Regions from separate parts of the Homo sapiens genome. Here region 2 is linked to region 1. The links are chromatin loops, found by intact Hi-C in ENCODE. Cell type or tissue: IMR-90. All regions are shown on one strand.

Evidence for each region. Peaks named below come from ENCODE experiments on the same cell type or tissue, not always from the same donor. Only the 100,000 strongest peaks of a DNase experiment are listed, where the experiment ranks them.
Region 2: it touches region 1 in a loop (1.9-fold over the local background); 1 of 110 quality-filtered maps calls a loop at or near these places.

What each region holds. Positions count from the first base shown.
Region 1 is chr3:99,644,042-99,646,541 of GRCh38, reverse strand. All of the region lies in intron 1 of COL8A1 (collagen type VIII alpha 1 chain), which reads right to left. Among named protein-coding and RNA genes, the nearest start is that of COL8A1, 6.7 kb to the right of the region's middle. In IMR-90, a CTCF peak has its summit at 1,172 (motif pointing left); a DNase peak (open chromatin) is centred at 1,161; H3K27ac peaks cover 1,408 bases.
Region 2 is chr3:99,394,556-99,397,055 of GRCh38, reverse strand. No RefSeq gene overlaps it. Among named protein-coding and RNA genes, the nearest start is that of COL8A1, 240 kb to the left of the region's middle. In IMR-90, no CTCF peak of the experiment used is centred here; a DNase peak (open chromatin) is centred at 1,475; H3K27ac peaks cover 1,567 bases.

The DNA.
Region 1 (2,500 bases):
TCTTTCTGAAAAATACTTGACAGGACCTCACATGTCTCTAAGTGGTAAAGAAGGTAGTTATTTAAAAATTGTTCTGCTTAAGATAAATAAATTAAGGCACAGAGACGATCAGTGACACGCCCCTTGCCCCAGAGAGAGTCAAGGTGTTTTTGAAATTAAAACACTGAAGATTTTCTGGTGATTCACAAGTCACATGCACACCAACTCCATAGCTTCATCTCTATGGACACAAAAAATGATCTTAGAGGATTGCTGTTTTGCTGTGAATGTCATAATTTTTACTAAGCAAGCAGCTCTCCTCTGGTGTGCCAAGGATTTTTTTTATGGTCCTAATTGATCTCTATCCCCCAAAGGGTTCTGAATTATGCAAGTGTCTCAAGTCTTAACAAGCCATCCCCACACAGCTGTGCAATGGAAATGTTCAACAGAAAGGTATTCACTTCAGTCTAGGCAAGACCCTGGCTGCTCCCTGGAGAGACCCAGATTTAGGGGAGCAGGTTCTGGACCCTCTGGGTGGAGAAGCCTATTTGGCCCATTTCTGTCTTTTTTTCTCCCAGCTCCCTTCCCCTTACTCCACTGACAGGGAGGGTCTAGTCACCGCAGGCTTCCTCAGTCTTTGTGCTTGTCTCTCACTGACCCCCAGCTGCCAGGCTTTGTTTATTACTGAATTGAGCATTTAGATTCAGTCTTGGCTGGTGGTAGCCTTGGAAAGAACATTTTCTAAGATTGTTTTAGTTTTCTTTCAAATAAACTTCCACAAGCCCGGACATTTCAGGCATTGCTAATGCCAGAAATGTGGGTGATTTATTCTTAGAGGCTTAAATTAGGATTTTTTTTTTTTTTTTAAAAAGAAAACTAACAATGTGATCTACTACAATGGCATACATTTTAGCCATTGGTTGTAAGGGACACTTTGCTCTGCCTTCGATCCGAAAAACTTAAATCTAAAGGCCCCTTCTGGGACCAGATCAGTTTCTATTGAGACACCCAGCCCCTGGCTCCCTCTACTGGTGAACAACCTCCCTCTCCATTTGGGCAGCAGGGGATTGTAATTAACTGGGGGCTGGAAAAGGGACTAGACATGTCCTTAAACTAGAACTGTGGATCCAATAGCATATTTTTGCCACAGATCCCCTTTCTTTCCTCATTCTTCCAACCTCAACAATCTTGGCTACCTAACTCACAAATTCTTAGCTCCCCCTAGTGCCCTCCTTCATGTACTTTTTGGCTTTAATCTTATGTCTGCCATTTAACAAGAAGTCGCTTGTTTGGATTGATAGCATTGATGAACACCATGACTCCTGGACTTTAAGACTGGGCAATCGCTAAGTAGATCATTAAAGAAATACAATAATGTACAATCATCACTGAATTTATGAATGAAGTTTAGGCTTATCGTCAGAGTGTAGACACCATGCTAGTTGGAAGAAGATCCTAAATGGGATGTTGGCTTGAAAATGCGTCCCACCTGCCCCATCACAGTGCTCTTCGGTCAGCTGTTAATATTTGAAATCCTCCTACTGAACTGAAGGCAGCTGCAACTTAACCCCTCTGCTGCCATAAACTAGCCATAATTGCCTTAGAACACAAAGCCTCAATTATGCAGGCCATTGGCCCAGACTTCCAAAAAGCAGCTGTTTTATCTAGCTAACAGAGGGGACTAGAGAAGCTCCCCAATAGGCTAGATACATGTTATTTCCTAGAGAAGTTGACAGCTGACACCCACACCCAGGCCTATTTAGTTAGAGTTGGAAAAGTAGCACATGAAGTGATTGTCTTCAGTCTCAGCACATCAAATGATCCAATGCCTAAATATCCTGTGATGTAAACACATCAATTGGAAGCTTAAGAGGGACAGTCTTCAAGAAAGACTTACTTAAAAGAATGTTTTCACAGTGATGCTTAGCCATAGACTGTGTTAAATTTAACATATAATAGATCGATTTTAGAAACACACTTACTATTTCGGAGATATGGAAATAATTGTCAGGCATGCTTCAGAGGAAAGTGAAGAAGCATCTGGGCTAACATCTGTCTGCTTATTCAGGGTAAATTGTTTACAGAAACAATACAAGAATATTCTTTCCTGCCTTCGTCACTTTCTATGATGGAGTGACTTTATGTGTTACCAATAATTGTGTTGTTATTTTAGCAGAGAACATTTCAATGACTTGACATCCATGGAGTTATTATCCTGGGTCAGAGTCAAGTCTAAAAGGAGGTGAAATGAGGTTCCTTTCCCACTTGAGGGCCAGTCAAATGATAAGAAGAGTTTTAATAGATATGGTACTTATAAAGCTTTCACACCTGTGTCATCCAGGCTTCAATTAGTGTTGTATTTAAAGAACCCTGACTCAAACAGAAAGTCATCTCTCAAGCATTTGAGAGGGTCTGGTTTTGGACAATGCTATTAAAATCTCTTGTAGCATTTCAAAACTCTTGGAGATTCTCCCTCCTCTGTTTCAGAGGAATAAACTCTCTTAGCTTCACTGTCTTGTCT
Region 2 (2,500 bases), 250 kb after region 1:
CAGGTTTCCTGGTTCTCCAGCCTGCAGGCAGCATATTATGCAATTCCTTAGCCCCTATAATCATGTCAGCCAATCCTATAATAAATCTACCCTTATACCTCTATCTCTATTTCTGTCTCTATATCTATATATCCTATCGGTACTCTTTCTCTGTAAAACTCTGACTAATAAAACTACCAAAACCAAAGTTATTCATCCTGTTTCTTTTAAGTATCAGGAACATTTGTTGATCCATTGAGAGTCATAATTCTTGTGAAGATTTGCAAATCAAATGCAGATGCCTGACTGACTGGGTAACAAACCGAATCAAATGGGGTAATCAGCTTCAACAGTATGATTTATTTATATTTTCATTTCTGTTTCTCCTCAAATTCTCCTGGTTTTATTAATATTGTTAATAAATAATGTGAGCAGAAGTCAGCATTGCCAAGTAATTAAACCCACAAGTTCTTCAAGCAAACTGCCTGGGTTTGAATTATGTCTCCCTTCTTACTGGCTTTATGACTTGGAGCAAGACATTTCACATCTCTGTGCTTCAGAATCTTTATCTATGAAATGGGGATAATGGTAACACCTTCACAGGATTTTAATGAGTGGTGATGTGACTTGCATAGTGACAAAGAACATGGTTATACAGCCTAGAAAATTCTCAGTGTCTCTTCTGTATAGAAGGAAGACAGGAAGTGCCATTTCCAGGTTGCTTTGTGACCAGGGAAAGGTTGAAACTCCTGTACCATCTCAAGTGTTTCCTAGGAATATGGGATCCATATTTCCAGACTTGTACTAAGAAAAGTCTGAGGCATTGGCATAAGATGGCCTACTGACTTTCCAGCTGTAATACTGAAAATATTTTCATTTTCCCAAATGCACTGTAAGTACCAAGTGAAGAATGCACTGTACATAAAACTAGGCTCCCTAAAGTGTTTGCTATTTATAAACAACTTAATGTGAATTCACATACTTATACTGACTTATTTCCTTATATAGGTTTTATACTAAATCTATTTAAATAGCATTTTGGTTAAGTCCTCAAATTTAGCATCCTTTAAAGTACTTAAACATTGCTGACAGCTAAAATGTTTAGTTTTCTTCTCAATCCCATGACCAGCTCCCATGATTTAATGATTGACAGCAATGCACAATTATTTTCTTCTTTCTTCACCAAGAAAGATATCCTACAAGGATCATCAGAAATCAACAAGAGTAGATATTAGGGGCTTACTGGTTCTCTTTGAAGATTCCAGGGATTTAGATCTCAGTTGAACTGAGTTCAGATGATGAAGTAGAGCAACGAATTTGCTTCTGAACCTCGTTAATTTTTTAGTTCTAGGAAGTTGATGTGTCAATGATTACCATAATTCTTACCAGCTTAAAAAATATGCACAGTGAAAAGTCATAAAAGTCACTTCACCACATTAAATGTTGATGAAAGAAATTGCATCCTTAACCTTTGAGTCATTGATGTTGCAACAGCCCCATATCTTATAGTTCTTGCTAAAGGCACACAGTAGTTTAACAAATATTTTGCTTAACTGTATAATGTCTTGATTATAAAGGGTAAAAGGGAATTCTAATCCTGAAAGGTTATACGTGTGCAGGCTCATAGGCCAAACTCAGAGGATGATGGGAGGACTTTGATTCTGTCGGCCATTTATTCACAGGAAGATCTGTTTAACAAGAAGTTCACTTGTAGGATTGGCTTTGCTGCAAGCATACCAACTCATTCTATTATTCTAAATATTATGACATTCTTTCCTCACTTGTAAAATTGGAAGAGATTTTTTGGGGAAGAAATAAGTGAGTAATTGTCTTGGATCTTTGGAAACAATTGTGAATTATACTGAAGGCAGCTGTGGTAATGTAAAATTTTTGGACACTTAAGATGAGCCGTTTCTTGTGCAGATCCCATTTACTGAAAGCATCTGATCACACATCCAAAAACTCTCCCGGCTCCAAGTATCTTTGCCACCATGGTGATGTTGAAAGATATCTAGTGTTCTAGACTCACTAAAAAGTGAATTCAATAGTGATGATTCAGTGAATGTTATGGAGTGCAATACAGATCCTTGCTTTCAGGACCAGGACACTCATTATCCCAGGTTACAGGCGTTGGTTGCCAATAGCTCTGAGTTTCTCTCTGGGAATTCCCCTCAGGTACAGGAAGCCACCTCTTCTAAAGTTGTATTTCTTTCCCTGGGGCAGTCTGCACCCAGTGACTGACTGTTGATGAAGGTACAATGGCCCAACATTATTGCCTCCATTTGGGACTACTCTGAAGGCCTTTCCCAGCTCCAGAGCTTCCTGGAGGACTGGCTGAGACCTATGTTTGATTCTGTTGCAGTTCCACTTGTCCCTCTCCCTAATACTGCAGTTTTTCCATCATTTACTGGTGTTGTTCCCAAGAGCTCTCTCCCACAAAAATCTCCTGCATACAAATCTTTATCTTAGAGTATCTCTCACAGGGAACCTATCCTCTGACAGATGAAGTCAGGAGCGACTC